Linked DNA regions of Homo sapiens: region 1 is linked to region 2. The links are chromatin loops, found by intact Hi-C in ENCODE. Cell type or tissue: mammary epithelial cell. All regions are shown on one strand. Links, peaks and the distances in the headings refer to the core of each region. The heading gives the core; the rest is flanking DNA.

Region 1 (8,339 bases), core at 301-8,300, 190 kb after region 2:
TCTTGCAGGTGCTTGGCAATGTAAGTAGGGAAAGTAATGATTTTTGCAGTTTTAGTTTCTTGTATGGCTTGCCGTAAGGGTGGACTCTTCATTTTGAGAAATGCTGCTGACTTGTGGAAGTTTTCTGCTTTATTTGCAAGGCTGCTGAAGGTTTTTTTTTTCTGCTTTGGAGTTTTTCTAAAGTACATCCCAGTTAAATACTCTACACTTTACATGTTTGTTTCCCTCAAGTCGCCAAAGGGAGATGTGGTTGTGTAATTAGTACATAAAATAGAGATTACTGGCATCTTCCTAAGGAGTGTTTGCATGGAAGCAGAGTGCACATTGGCAAGAGCAAGAGAGAACAAGCCAAGCTCAATGGATTTCCCCAGCACAGTAGTGGCCTCTAAGACCTTTGTGAGCCACTGAACTAATTTCTAAATACACTTGGACTGGATCAGTGGCCTCTGGACACACATACGCACACACACACATGCGCGCACACACACACACACACACACAGGCAGTCGAAAAACTGACTTAGCAAGGCGAGGGGCACGGACCAAGAAAAGAAGCAATAGATCACATTTTCCTATTTGTTTATGAAAGTACAGTCTTATTTTCAGCCTAAAGAAATGGACACTTCTCAGCATAGGCGGACGTGATTGGTTGTGGTATGAATCCTTTTCCTAACCAGGATCCATAATATCACAGACAAGGTAATATAGCACTGTGAAGGATGTGTCTTTCTTCAAATGGAGCCATGAGAGATGGTGGTTTTTTAAGTTGATTTGATGTTGGATGTAGTAAGTCCTGTGGGAGAGAATTTTTTTAAATAAAAAATACTGTTTAAAAGTGTCTCTTCTAACTTGATCTCTACCTTTTCCCCTCTCCACTTCTAACTGCCCCCCACCAGCTACACTTTCCCAGTTTGAAATAATGAACAATACCTTTTGCTGACAGACCAAACCTTAGTTCCTGTGGGCAAATGAAGGGTTTTTTCCCCCCAACAATGAACAATTTTCTTGAAAAAGTCTCTCAAAGATGTTCTTATTGTAATAACCCTCCTTCAACCCAAACAGCCTAAATGATTGGATAAATGTTACACAAGATCAAGGAGCAACCAGGAATTTCACAGCTGACTCAGTTACTGATTACTTTGCAAAAATAGAAGCCAAGTCTTGACTTAACTGGTAATAGACTCAGAGTTTGAGTTTGCTCTGGGTGGGGTGCTGATCCCTTTTTCACATGACAGAAGTGATTGAGTAATTTCTAATGTGCTGGTGTTGGATGGCTTTTTCTTTCTCACTATCCCATATATTTTTACACTTTGATATTTCCCTGAACTAATATTCCTTGCAACTTATTTCAGTCAACAGGATCTTTAAGCATCAGCACTATGCTATATATGTAAAAAAAAAAAAAAAAAATTTGACTGAGCCAAATGGCTCCACAGAGTGAGTTGTCAAAGTGTGGAATGAAGAGAATGGAGATTGCCGATGTCAACTAGAAATGGCTTCAGCTACCTTGTGGGCTTCTGGGGAGCAAACATTTGCTCTGCATTTGGGTGAAGGGAAAGTTTCGCATGAATACGTGCTCGGTCGTCTCTTTGTCTCCACCCGGTTTCCCCATCTTCAGATACGTGGGCCTTCCCAGTAGCAGCAAGTTCTCAGGGCAAAAAGCCCTTCTCCTGGTGGGACCAACTCCACTCACAAGGCTATTTCCACCAAGGAAATGAGTCAGAGTTTACCGAAGGCCTTTGACAAACTTTTTTTTTTTTTAAATTTTTTGAGACAGTCTCGCACTGTCGCCTGGGCTGGTGTGCAGTGGTGCCATCTCAGCTCGCTACAACCTCCGCCCCCCAGGTTCAAGTGATTCTCCTGCCTCACCCTCCCAAGTAGCTAGGATTACAGGCACCCACCACCACATCCAACTAATTTTTTTGTATTTTTAGTAGAGACAGGGTTTCACTATGTTGGCCAGGCTGGTCTCGATCTCCTGACCTCGTGATCCGCCCGCCTCGGCCTCCCAAAGTGCCAGGATTACAGGCATGAGCCACCGCACCTGGCCGACAAATCTTTTTTTTTTTTTAAGCTTCAAAGGAATTTTGATTTTACTGAGGTTCAGATGGGCACAACAGGGAAATCGGAGCAGATTGAGGTCTCTCCATTGGTCATTTTCTTCACTGGAAACACATTACTAACCCTGCGGGCAAACTGCGAAAAGCAAAGGAGTAAATTTCTAAGCAAAAAGTAACAGGGCATTTGCTCTGTACCCCACTGTCTTCCCTTATCCCACCTCTGAGCAGTCAGAGCTTCTGGGCTCACTGCAGGGTAAGTAAGAATAGAAGCATCTGGTGAGGCAGTTCCAACCCCTGGGAAGGCGAGAATGCTGTGGTGGCCAGTTAGGCAGGGCCACTGGTCATGGGTCAGAGCCTGGAGGGGTGAGCCATCCAGCAGGGAGCCACAACATGCCACTGAAGACTGATTTTTCTCAAAATTGTGCCAGTCCTTCAAATAAAAATTTACTCAGGCCTTTCTCTCTATCTCTACCTATATGTTCGCCAAAACCTGGACTTTTCTTTCTATAGACATTTCTCTGGAAAAAATGCAAATGTCTCTAGGGCATGTAAGGATATATCATCTCACCTGCATATTAAAAATGGAAATGTGAGGACAGAGAAAGAATAAGCGGCCAGTGGCATCACTGAGACCCATCTGCCCAGTCTTCTGTCCAGAAGTCTGTGCAAGAAAACATGTAGCTATTGCCTAAATGTACAGATAGGCTTTCCAGTGCATATATCTTTTGGTGTTTTGAATTTGGTGAAGGTAGATCTATGTCCAAATCAGAGGAAAATAGTAGCAAATACTCGGAGATATCTGGGCATTTTAAAATTAGAGTATTTGGATGCTTTTCCACACAGGGGAGGCTGTTCTTAAACTGTGCGTCAAAACCTTACGGACTAGGTTTTTTCCAGACTGGAATTTCAGTAGTGTGTCTGTGCTTCATTTGAAACAAAGCTGTTCACTACTCTAAAAGGGGAACTGAAAAGATCTGAAAATCAGGAGATCTGAGCTGGATTGCAGACTCCACAGTTGACTGACGGTGACCGTGACAGATTGTGAGATCTCTCTGAGCTTGTGTCTCCCTCTCTATAAAGTAAGGGATGAGATTTAAACCAAGTTTTGTGTAGCTGTGCGATCGCTTCCTGGGATAACTCGTGGAGAAAATGAATGGAAAACAAAACAAATGGAAAACTATTGAGCTTCAACGTAACTTCCAGTTTTAGAATTCTATGGCTTTTGAATTCTTAGCCATTAGCCTCCTTCAGTGTTGAAGATTTCTTGGGGTGGGAGTGGGGGCAGTGAAACCAGGGGTGCTTCCTCTTACCCCCCTAGATGTGCCAGTCTCAAGTCCACACTAGTACCTAGTGTTGTTGGACTTCCATCCTTCCTCGCTGTGTGGCTGCTGCGCCAGTGCCGATCTATAAAGTGAGCTGGGAAGAGATGCTGTGATAGGGTAAGATTAATGGTTAACAGCTTCCCTTTCCCCAGGGTTCCAGACCCTGCCCTCATGTCAACAACCTTGCCCTTGCTGGCCCCTGCTGGAAATCCTTTCCTGCTTGCTCCATTCGCCTCTCTTACCACATGTTTGCTGGCTGGAATCCTATTACACTCCCTGGGAGTTTTTTTTTTTTCCACACCTGGACAGACAGGATGGGACCTGAAGCTAAAAGCTGAGTCGACCAGAAAAAATTGTTCAGGAGTGTAAGAGAGCAATACTGGGCTGACTTTGTTTTGTTTTATGTTCTTAAAAGCAAATTAAAAGAGGAAATAAATCAGTCACCTTGAAAACAAGTAAAAAAAAAAAAAGCAAAACATTAGGCTTCTTGAAAACATCCAAATGTATCTAGTGGGAAGCAAAATCATTACTGGTTTGCCAAGACTTGCTGTTATTGAAAAGACAGACTCTTGGCTGAGAGCACAGAGAGAAATATAACTCAAATGGTGCAGAGCCATGAAAGTTTGTTGTCAACAACTGTTTCTCAAATCAGCGCATCCTGCCAGATAGGCTCTGCTACAAAGAGTTTAAGTTTTAGTTTTTCATGACCTGCCCGGAAGCACAATTTTCTCCTTTGCTCATTTGCTCCATGAACATGTGAGGACCTGTCGGGTGCCAGGGGATGGACAGTTGGTTCCTTGATTACATACTAAACCCTTGCCATTGTTGAGTGTTGAGGACATAGAGGCAAGTACGTGCTCCTGCCCTCTAGCGCACTCAGAGTTTAGTGAGTGAAGAGGCAGAGACACACCCTGCTGGGACAGTGAGCACCAGAGGAGACTCCTGAGCTGTGAGTTCTGTGGGGTCAGGGAGAATAGGTGTTTGCTATTTGCAGTGGGTGCTTAGATCCTAGAAGAGCCTAGTGTACTCTGGGTAGTATAGGTGATTGGGGTTGGCTGGAGCCTAGTGCACTCTGGGTAGTGTGGATGATTGGAGTGGGCTGCAGCCTAGTGCACTCTGTGTAGTGTGGATGATTGGGGTTGGCTGGGGCCTAGTGCACTCTGGGTAGTGTGGGTGATTAGGGCTTAGCTAGAGCCTAGTGCACTCTGGGTAGTGTTGGTGATTGGGGTCGGAATCTAAATTATGAATAACAAAGCCAAGGAAGGAGGATGGAACAACACACACAGACCTATCCTCCATGACCTTAAGGTAGTGGCAGGCCACTGAAGGATCTCAATTGAGAAAGATAAGCCTTAGATGCATGTTTTGGAGAAATGTCTCAGGCTGCAGTGTGAGCAGGCCAAAGAGGAAAAGAAGGCCAAGCTAGGAGCTGGGAGGCTGCTGTGGTAGTGAGGCGAGGAAGAAGAGCCCGAATGAGGGCCATGGCCATGGGGCAGGAGAGACACTGAGGATGCAGAATCACAGCCTCAATGACTGAGGAATGGGGAGAAGGGTGAAGGAGGGCCAGGGGACTTGCCTGGATACCTGGAGAGGGGATTTTTCTCTGAATGGTGATAAAAGGGATTCAGCCCAAGCATTCTACTCTGATTCCAAATCCTGTAGAGTCTGAAGCTACCGACCACTCCCTTCCTCCCATGAGTCTGACAGGGGAAGATGATGACCTCTGTTTCAGACCTGGTAAGCTGATGGAGACTTAGGGCATCTGAGAGGATTGATTTGCCAGGAGATTTGTTATTCAGAAGTTCAGGAGCAAGGCCCCCGTGTCCTCAGGATGAAGGTAGCAACTAAAGGTTACCAGAGCTGAGCTCACCCAGGGGCTCTGTAGCTGAGCAACAAATGGGTGGAGGTAGAAGAACCAGTGGAGAGAGACAGGGAGGAACCGACTGTGTGGTCAGTGGAGAGTCAGACCAGGCTGGTTACCAGGGAGCCAAGGAAGGGGCTGACAGCAGAGTCAAGTGATGCAGGACATTGAAAAATGTCCTTTGGGCATAGCAAAGATTGCCCAGTAGGTCAGAGGTAAGTGTGGCAAAGCAACTTTAATTCCATGTAGTGATTAATGTAATGTGAATTATTTCGAGCATAGGTTTTAATTTATGTATGCCTCAGAGAAGCACTGTCTTGTCCTATGCCAAGTATTTTAGAAAGAAAGTTATATTTTTTTTTTACTGTGGCAAAATATACATTACATACAGTTTACCATTTCAGCCTTTTTTGTTTTGTGTTTTGTTTTTTGTTTTTGTTTTTGTTTTGAGATGGAATCTCACTCTGTTGCCCAGGCTAGAGTGCAGCGGCACAATCTCGGCTCACTACAACCTCCATCTCCCAGGTTCAAGCGATTCTCCCGCCTCAGCCTCCCAAGTGACTGGGACTACAGGCGCCACCACGCCCGGCTAATTTTTGTATTTTTAGTAGAGACGGGGTTTTGCCATGTTGGCCAGGCTGGTCTCAAACTCCTTACCTCAAGTGATCCACCCACCTCGGCCTCCCGAAGTGCTGGGATTACAGGCATGAGCCACCATGCCTGTCCCATTGCAGCCATTTTTAAGTGTGCACAATTTAGTGATATATTTCCATTGTTGTGCAAGACAATGTTTTTTAGAGTGTTAGATGTTCATTATTATTGAGCAGAAAAAAATGGAATTGGAAGGCAAGTCGGTAATGCCTATTTTTGCTTAAAGTCACCTGAAACATGATATTCCCGTGACTCAATAACTGGATATTCAGTTACATTTAGTACAATTGAGTTGAGTTAGAGATGCAGTTTTGTTCTGATGTTCCAGTGTCCATACTGAAAGGCAGTGTGTGAAGACTTGCCATATCCCCACCCTCTTTCTCATCAACACACACCCAAGTGCACACACGTGCGTGTGATCACACGGAAACAGTTGAGAAGATGCTTGGGTGGAATCCAGGCTTGGATTGGAAGCCAAGCCCCCCACTTGCCAGTTGTGACCTTTAACAAGGTAGCTGACTACTCAAAGTCAGTTTCCTCACCTAGGAAAGATTGGGCAGGTGGCTGACCAGATGAACGTGATTGTCATCTGTAAAACCATGAAGTTCCAGGGAAGTGTTGGTGGACATTTGCATGTTTGTGACGTGATGGCCACCATCCTACTGCAAGCACCAGAGCTGCCCTGAGATACCATCCTACTGCAAGCACCATTACTGCCCTGAAATAATCGGCCCTTTCCTCTTCCACGAGGCCCACTCATGTGAGGGAATCTCTGGGCTCGCAGCAAGCTTGGGAACTTTGGACTGTGGCTGTCTGGTAGCTTAGAATAGCAGAATAACTGGTGGGTGGGGGCAAGAATCTGCTTCATAATTGTTTTTCCAGTGGTCAGCTTAATAAATTACCTCTCTTATAGCATCCATTCAGAGCTTTTAAAATTCATTTTAAAATGCAATCATGGGCGGGGCGCGGTGGCTCATGCCTGTAATCCCAGCACTTTGGGAGGCCGAGGCGGGTGGATCACTTGAGGTCAGGAGTTCGAGACCAGCCTGACCAACATGGTGAAACCCCATCTCTATTAAATGCAAAAAATTAGCCAGGCATGGTGGTGCATGCCTGTAATCCCAGCTACTTGGAAGGCTGAGGCAGGAGAATCGCTTGAACCTGGGAGGCGGAGGTTGCAGTGAGCTGAGATTGTGCCATTGCACTCCAGCCTGGGCAACAAGAGCAAAACTCCGTCTCAAAAAAATAAATGCAATCATATATTGCATTTTGAAAGTCTTAACCACTTCAGGGGTAGGAGAGGACAATAAACTCAAGAAAAAATTCTCCTGGACAGATCATTCCTAGGGCTCTTCTATCGACTCCCTGAGTATCCATCACTCACAGAATGCTTCATTAATTGGTAAGAAAACCCACTGAAGAAATAGAATAGTGGTACTCATTTTCAAGATTTATCTTATCTGTATGCAACCTCTCCCTTTCCCTTCCTTGTATTAATCCCTAAAAACGCCTGTAAACATTTTGTTCATATTGTTAAATATTAACTCAGGACGTTGCTCATTATCCGTAACACAGCTATAGGCTTGGCCCTGTTGTTTGCCATGTTCTGCCATAAAGTTTCACTGCCTTCCTTCTGGAGGGGCGGATGGCAGTTCCTGTTTGCGATGTGGCTGTGTGAGAATGTGTGTTTTCAGGATGGACATGAATGGCTGCTTGAGGAAGGGCATGACTTTGAATAACACATGGTTCATTTTTTATTGTATTTTCAAATGGCTCTTCTGGGGGAAAAACAGTTCAGGAACCACATTCCGATTGCTGGCCCAAAATCCATGTAAGACTTAGAAAATATTTGGGGTGAAATGATGGGCAGTGCCTTGTTTTGCACATTTTATGATGTGAGTTCGTGGTCCCCTCTGAAGAGGCGTTTCCTCTGCATGGTGAACAACTTCCCAAGTCCAGCCGCCAGGCCTGTAGGAACCCACCTCCCACTGGCCCAGACTCTGGAAGCAGGGCCTTGCTGGTGATTCTCTAAATGGTGAAGTCAGACTCAGGGGCCTTCTGAGTGTTTTTCGTTTTTTCGGTTTTATTATTTTATTTTATTTTTAAGAGTCAGAGTCTTGCTCTGTTGCCCAGGCTGGAGTGCAGTGGTGCGGTCACAGCTGACCGAAGTCTCGACCTCCTGGCCTCAAAGGATCTTCCCGCCTCAGCCTCCTGAGTATCAGAGACCACAGGCATGCACCACCGTGCCTGGCTACTTTTTAAATTTTTTGTAGAGATGAGGTCTCACGATGTTGCTCAGGCTGGTCTTGAACTCCTGGATAAAGCAGTTCTCCCATCTCGGCCTCCCAAAGTGCTGGGATTACAGGTATGAGCCACCACATCTAGTCCTGGGTGTTTTCAAAGCTAAGACCTCTACCCCACTAGAAACCAACGTCAAGGAGCCTGA
Region 2 (8,339 bases), core at 161-8,160:
AAAGGTAGATGCCTTTGAACGCTGGGATCAGCCAGCCAATTGTTTTAAGATTCACCTCAACTGACTTTAAGACGCACATGGGTATCATTTGGCAATAAAGCAAGTTTTATTAAATTTAGGCAACTTTCTTCGAGAGACAGACATAAAATCCTGGCAAAGATAAGAGCTAAAATTAACCAGACACGTGGAATGCTGAACAGCTGAATTAAAACAGAAACTCGACATCATGCAGACAATAACATTCCATCTATGAGTGCCCTCTCCCCACCTTGAGGATGGGAACTTCCTTGTCATCTCAGACCCTTATAAAAGGCCTCTGTGAAAATGGATGAAGTGTTTGGGTAGCCAAAAACCCTCTTTCTAATGCCATACTTAAAGTTCTCCTAAACTTTTAAATCCAACATCCCCTAAACAAATACGTCCATTTATTCACAATAAATCAATTTTTTTTTTCAGAAGAAGATTCAATTAAAAAAAAATTCCTATGTCCCTGCTCTTCAATGTTTTAGCCATTGCACAGTAATGGCTTGCCTAATTCTCTTTTAAAACCAAATTCATGTCCCCAACCATGGAAGGTATTGAGCCCATTAAATTTGGGGTGCTTCTGCAAATGAAGTTTTGTATATGTTTACTTCTTGGTGCAAAAGAAATTACATGCACATTACAGTAACATCAGAAAATATAGACAAGCAAATGAACCATATCAAACAGCTACAATTCCAATCACCCAGAAATGATATATGCATATAAACATACCTGCACATTATATGTGTGCTCCATATGCCACACAAATGTATGAGTAAATCATTTGTCTTCATGAGCATGCAAACATATATATGCACATCATACGTGTCCTATATAAAAATATATACATTGTCTTCCGCATGCGTACACACATATATGTATGCAGATATATCTCTTATGATACAAGTGTATGCATACATTATGTGTGTTTTTCATATACACACAAACACATATGCATACCACATGTGCCTTTCATAGTCACACAAACACATGCACATAATATGTGCCTTTCATATGCCTGCAAACACATATGAACCTCGTCTTTTATGCACATATATACATATATGCATGACATATGTGCCTTTATCTATATCTGTGATTTTCCAAAATTAAGATAATGTATACATTGTGTACATCCTCTATTGTCACCTGATTTTTCACTTTGTCTGTTTTTTGTTTCTCACTCTCACAGGATATACATCTTTCCACACCAATAGACCTTGTTTTCCGATGTAGCATTATTTTTCATAGTTGGCGAATATACAGTTATGGATTCATAACAGCAAGGTATCTAATTATCCTCTACGGTTAGATATTTAAGTAGTTTATGCCAATGTTTCCAACAGATCATCTTGTATTTGTCATAGTGTCAAGCACAGTTCGAGGGTCAGACTTACCTTCTCACTCTACCAGACCTTCATAGCTTATCGATTTGTCAAATTTCTGTGGCATGTTTCAGCCTTGGAGGACAGTCACTTAAGTACAGTTATAGTTCCTCTTTCTATCCTGGCTTGTGGCCGGGCTGTGCCTGAAGGACAGGGCTTCATGTTCGACGGATTTCTGGATTTTTGAACTGTAATTCAGTCCCATTCGGTTCAATAACCGAATTTATTTATTGGGCTTTGCCCCACATGCACATAGCAGATTCTCTGTAAACATGTGTTAAATGAAAACATATTTTTACAAATGGAATCCCACAGCACCTGGCAAGCCACTTCATTCTTAGTTGTGTCAAAGGCAGTACAATGAGGGTAAGCTGTGAGGTCAGACAGGCGTGGGGTCCAGCCGTGGTTCTGCGTCTTACAAAATCTGTGACCGTGATATGTAACTTCTCAAGCCTCCATTTCCTTATCTGCAAAATATAGTTAATTAGGACACCTTCCCCATGGGGTTGTGAAGATGATACAGACGATGTAAGTAAAATACTTCGCACAGTGTCCAGTATGCAAGCAATGTGAGCTGTCATTATTATTATTATTGGCTATTGCTTCCTAAGATAAATGAAGCATTTGAATTAAGTGCTAAGCTCTTAGTGAATACTAAGTCGGATTTAATTAAGTAGTTTTTCAGTTAGTATAAGGGGGAAAAAAAGAGGAGAAGAAAAATGTCTTACTGCTGAATCTTCCTGAACCTCCACAGGGCCTATCCACCCAAATTTGTTGACCGGGCCATTTGGTGAGTGAGCGAGTCTGTTGGAGGTTTTCTCTAGGTTTGGTGCGTGTGATGATAGCACAGTCCTCAGTGACTGCATGGTGTGTTTTATCTGAGGGCCTCAGGGTCTGAATTGTGATACTTATGTGCATGGCTTTTGTTTCCAGATGGAGAAATTGCACTGCAGAGAAATCTTTAAAAGCAATTACCTAATACTGCAGATTGCTGAACTGTACCCACACCCAAGACTGAGCATTGGATCAATCCAGAATATACATCAGGTGTTCTGCAATGTCTGCCTAAAACCATGACTCTGCCTCCTCCAGCTGTTGCTACATCTCACTATGGGTTTCCTGTGACATTTTGAGCAAGTATGCCTCTGTGACTGGGGTTCTTACACTCCAGAATGGATGAGAAGCACCGTAAGTGGCTTTTAAAATGAATATTCCCTGGCCCTTCAGTCGCTCTATAGGTCAAGAATCTGAATTCTCAACCTGTCTAGAAGGTTCTGGTTTTAATGGTCTGTGGGCTGCACATTGAGAAACCTGTTCAGCGAGTGCAACAAAGGTTCCACATGTGAGAAAGGAAGCATCAGGTCTCTTGAGCCTGTTCTTTAATCTGTAGGCTGCACCTTCTCTTTAAATTCTGCTAATAACACCATGCGAGAAAACACCCGAGCTTGAAAAGCCCATGTTCCAACATAACTGTCCTTCACCACTCTGGAAAATTAATGGTTTGTTTCGATTATCCCTTTGTTAAACTCCAAAGTCAAAGAGCTCTGAAAGGCATACGGTTATTTTAAGTTTCAGGTGATTTCTGTTGCCAAATATTTTAAAAATTTAAAATTGCTACGTGACCTCTTAGTAGTACTATTAGATTTCCTGACAATAAAAATAAGTCTTTTGGTTTCACCATTTATAGTTAGTACAGCTAATATTAAGTATAATTTTAAAAGCCTTTTATTTTCTCAGAAAGAAAAAATAATCAAAATCTGCTCAGTGTGGTATTGAATAATTAAAAACAAAAGAACAGTATCTTCACATTAGTGTTTAATATTAATTGCTTTTTTACCCTTGACACTGGTGCTAATTAAATTTTCATTTTATTTTCCATGACTTGTTTAAACAGTTTTTGCAAATTATTGCTAATCAGCCTAATAAAACTGAATCACCTATTAAACAATTTTGTTTTGAATTAAATGGCATTAAAATAATTCTGGCTGCCTTGTGTTATAATGTGTTACAAGAATACCAACCGCTACAGGTAATATGCCTTAGCTTTTACACATGCTTTAAATAAATCTACGGATGTATTTACCTACATGCACAAACATGCAAAGAGGCAGTGTTGGTTAGTTGAATGGGTTTCCGGCTGGATTTATTTCCCGTCTACTGTCTTCTCAAGAGGAAATCTAAGGCAAATCTCTTCAACAACCTGAAACTTGGTTTTCATCATCAGCAAAATAAGGAGTATGTATTTTTGAGGGAAAGGGTTATCGGTGGAAATAGAGGTTTCCCTAAGCACCGCTTTGCAGCCCCTTCCAGCAAGATACGATTAATGGGGTGCGGGGGGGAGAGCCCGTTGCCCCCACTCCCCCGGAGACTTTCCTGCAGTTTCGAAGGTGTAGGACACAAATGGTGGGTCTAAAATATTAGCAGCAGCCACCAGTGAGGAGCCACATGGCTCACAAAGAATGAAGAGAAATAATAGGGCCAAGTGGACCAGTTGGTAAAACCCCGGGGCCCCCACTGCGTTAGTGGGCTCTGGAAGAGGTGCCTTACTGGTACCCAACAGAGCCCTGGGAGGGTCTGTTGCACATGGCGGGGCAGCTTTGGGGGCAGTGGTACACAGCAAAATTGCAGGAGCAAGTGTGAGATTGACCCTCAGAAACTGCGATTACCTATGTGTGGGGGTGAGGGAATGTGAAGGAATAGTCTACACATGCTGGTCAGATGACTACCAACTCCTTTGCACTTACAACGACTCTGTAGTTCACAGAATAGGTAGGTTACTCATATTGTTATGTCTTAGATGACAAAAGAGAATTACGAAACATGAAGTGACTTAATCCAAGATGATGAATGGGGAGGTCAAATATTTTGTGATGAAATCATAATCACAACTCATGGCAGGAAGCAGAGTGCTGGTCTTACACAACACTTTTTGTTGGTGTCAGCATCAAAGGAAGAACACTGAAGCACGTAGGACAAGGCCTGATCTTGTATAACCTGAGTCTTCGGGAAAGATGGTACAGACAGGAGCTACAAGACCTGATCATTTGTGTTGGCTCTGCCACTAACTGGATGAACACTAACTGGATAAACAATCTCCGATGAGTCAGTTAATTTCCTCATGGTTTAAAAGAAAATGATGAAACAAATGCTATCTATCTCAAAGGACTTAAAATGAAAAGAATTAAAAAAATACAATTAAAAATGGTCAGAAAAGTTGAAAGTTTCATACAAAATGTTAAAATATGTACGTTAATGATCTTTATGTACAATAAAGAAGGAAACCTCCTGACATACAGCAATTTGCTGAGTCACATTAATATCTACTTATTAATTGGAAACACCAAGCCAGTAGACAGTAGTAATTTTCTTCTGGCAAATACATTTCAAACTGTCTCATTCAGTTTTCTCATTAGAAACAACAGATGCTAGAAGTTAATGAAAAAAATATTTAAAGTACTCAAGAGAAAGTAACTCTAAACCCACAATTCTATACCTACATAAATTATTATGCAAAAATAATGGCAAAAGAAAGACAATCCCAGCCATGCAGAAGTTGCCCTTCTAACTGGATTTTCTTCCACCCTTGCCCAAAGCAGTCTGTTTTTAACAACCAGTCAAAGGGGTATTGGTAAGGTGGAAGTTGGGCACGTCATTCCTCAGCTCACATCATTTTTAAAACTTTTTTTAAAAACAGCTTTATTAAGATACAACTTAAAAAAATAAAAAATAAAAAAGATACAACTTATATGTCATAAAATTCACCCCTTGTAAGTGTATAATTTTGTTATTTTTAGTAAATTTATAGACCTATGCAACCATCACCACAATCCAGTTTTAAAACATATCCACCATCCCAAAATGTTCCCTTGTTCCACTTTGCAATTAATCCCTGCTACTACTAATACCTCCAAGCTCTAGGCAGCCACGAATCTATTTTCTGTCTAAATTTGCCTTTTCTGGACATTTCAGAGAGATGGACTCATGCAATCTGTAGTTTTTTTGCATCTGGCTACTTCCATATGGCATAACATTTTTGAGATCCATCCATGTTGTAGTATGGATTAGCAGTTTGTTCCTTTATTTATTTTTATTTTTTGAGATGGAGTTTCACTCGTGTTGCCCAGGCTGGAGTGCAATGGCGTGATCGCAGCTCACTGCAACCTCCACCTCCCAGATTCAAGAGATTCTCCTGCCTCAGCCGCCCGACTAGCTGGGATTACAGGCATGTGCCACCACGCCTGGCTAATTTTCTGTATTTTTAGTAGAGACAGGGTTTCCCCATGTTGGCCAGGCTGGTCTTGAACTCCTGACCTCAGGTGATCCACCCACCTTGGCCTCCGAAAGTTCTGGGATTACAGGCGTGACCCACTGCACCCAGCTTAGTTTGTTCCTTGTTTATTGCTGAATAGTATGCCAGTGTGTGGACAGGTCACATTTTGTTATCTGTGCACTAGCTGATAACCAGATTGTTTCAAGGTCTTGGCTCTCATGGTTGATGCTGCTACGAACAACCACGTACACATCTTTGTGTGGATTGCCCACATTGTTCATGCCTTCCCACTTCCTTCAGAGTAAAACCAAAGCTTTGGCTGTGGGCTGCACATCCCTACCCCATGTGGTTTCCTAGTACTGCTCCTTACTGCTGTCCTCTCACCCCCTGCTCCCCCGTCGCTCACACCACTGCCACCACACTGGCCTCCTGGCCATTTCTCCAACACATCAGTCATGCCCTCCCCTCAGAGTCTTTGCCCCAGCAGTGCTTTCAGCCTGGAAGCTTTGGACCCCATTCCAGGATACCCTTGTAGCACGTCTCCCCCAAATCTTTGCTCTTCTTCTCCCTTGCAATCTCCCTTACCTATTACAGACAACTTCCAAGTTTTTGTTATTGAAAATGTGGGGAGAGAACCACAGACAGACAAGATAGCATCACCAGGAGCTGGTCAGAGCTGCACAGCCTCGGTCACCGCAGACCTGCTGAGCCGGGATCTGCATTTTACCAAGGTTCCCAGCTGGTCTTCAGGTACACTAAGGTCTGGAAAGCCCAGTTCTAACATACAAGATGATTTACTTCTTTGTTATACGTATTGTTTACAGCCATCATTTTGTACTAGAGCGTTCATTTCACAAAGATGAGAGATTTTGTTGTTTTATTCATAATGAATCCCAGAGGCTAGAACAGTGCCTGGCACACATTCATTGAATGAGCGGATGTTTTCCTGTAAATATCTGTAAAGAATTATCCTTGTACATTACCTGTAGAAGCCAGTGATTTAAATTAATAGTCTTGGACTTAAGCCTGGGTGGGGAACAATAGAAAAATTAATTTTTTTCCACTTCTGGGCATTAAAAAATATCGGTTCACTAAAGAATGCCTTCAAAGAATAAAGTATGAGTAGATTAAAAATAAAATGAGTAACCATCTAAGACTATGGAAATATGAAGAAGAAAAAGAAGCCAAAGAAGCGACACTGGACTGCCTGTGGGTCACCGCCTGTCTCCCTTTCCCCTGTCACGCAGCCTCCTGTGGAGCCGGCCGTGGAAACGCCCTGACATGGAGTCAGAAGCCCGAGCCCGTGTTTCAGACTTGGCGTTCATTGACCAGAAGAGCTGCTTCACCACTTAACCATGCAGCTTCAAGGGCTCCATCTGCAAAACGCAGGCTTGAACCACAGGACTGGTTATGCTCCTTCTTGTTCTGTGTCCTCTAAATCCACCCCGTGGGATGGTTCTCATCCTCATTTCTAGGAAAACAAGGCCCAGGTGGAATCTCTTTTCTCATCTGCAGGACTGATGCCTTTCTTGGCCTAAATTTCAACAACATGTGACTATAAAACTTACCTGTGTGTGAACCCTACAGATATTTGCGGGGGTGTTGTGTGGGGAGATGACCCCATGGTGGGCCCCTAGCGCCGGCCTCTTGCTATCATGCTGAGCACGCCCACCTTGCCGCAGCCTAGGATCTCCCTTTCCCACCGGCACTCTCTTGCCTGGAGTGTGGATCCACTGTGGCTTTCCCTCGCCCCATCCTCCAGCTTGGTGGGTAGTAATATCTTCTGTCCCTCTTTAGACTCGGGGGCCTAACTGGAAAACAGGTGCATTGGTAGATTTAGTAGCAGAGGAGTCCAAGAGTTCTAGTGCTCTACATGGGCATGAGACCAAAGCCCATAAATACATGTTCGCGGGGTGCCTACTGTATACCCAATGCTGTAAGGTAGTGTCCCCAAAGCATACTGCTGCAGAACACTAGTTTTGTGGGGTGTTCAACGATATTACCTGGAGAAAAGAGTCCAGAATCTAACAAGTTTGGGAAACTCTGGATTAAATAAGGTTAACTATGTTTCTTTTAGGTAGTCCTTCTCAGAGACTTAAGATGAGAGCATGCATTGGGAACTTCCAAAATGGGAGATGCAGTGGGAGGCACTCCCATAGTTAGGTAACCAGGCAGCCCCTTTTTACTTATTTTATTTTATTTTTTTGAGATGGAGTCTTACTATGTTACCCAGGCTGGACTCAAACTTCTGAGCTCAAGCAGTTATCCCACCTCAGCCTTATCCCACCTCAGCCTCCTAAGTAGCTGGGACTACAGGCACGAGCCACCACACCTGGCTTTTTTAAAAACAAAGGACCATATTTTGGAAACACATAGGCCCTGTAGCACACAGACCCATGGGATCTCCTGGCCACCTGGCCCAGCCCATCTTCCGCAGATATGAATCCTGGACCTGAGGGAGAAGCGAAGCAACTTGCCCCAGGGCCCCACGGCTAACACTGTAGGCCACGCTTCCCATTTCTCAGCTGAAATAAAAGGTATGTTTTTGTTGCAAATATTTAGTTGACCATTAATTTACCTAAAACCAGTGACTCTCACCGGGACACACAGACTTTTGAAAAGAAAAATCATTAAAGTGAAAAAAGGAGATTTTCAGGTAA

Evidence for each region. A loop is a pair of places that touch in the nucleus more often than their neighbours do. Peaks named below come from ENCODE experiments on the same cell type or tissue, not always from the same donor. Only the 100,000 strongest peaks of a DNase experiment are listed, where the experiment ranks them.
Region 1: a loop joins it to region 2, with 2.8 times the contacts of the local background. A loop is called at or near these places in 2 of 110 quality-filtered maps.

What each region holds. Positions count from the first base shown.
Region 1 is chr6:3,398,689-3,407,027 of GRCh38, reverse strand. All of the region lies in intron 3 of SLC22A23 (solute carrier family 22 member 23), which reads left to right. Among named protein-coding and RNA genes, the nearest start is that of SLC22A23, 54 kb to the left of the region's middle. In mammary epithelial cell, for the core only: a CTCF peak has its summit at 4,247; DNase peaks (open chromatin) are centred at 1,147, 3,677 and 4,177; H3K27ac peaks cover 1,651 bases.
Region 2 is chr6:3,588,539-3,596,877 of GRCh38, reverse strand. LOC100507336 (a long non-coding RNA gene) reads left to right here. Exons shown (of 4, transcript NR_187650.1): 4 at 2,343-3,388. Among named protein-coding and RNA genes, the nearest start is that of SLC22A23, 140 kb to the right of the region's middle. In mammary epithelial cell, for the core only: no CTCF peak of the experiment used is centred there; a DNase peak (open chromatin) is centred at 4,247; H3K27ac peaks cover 1,516 bases.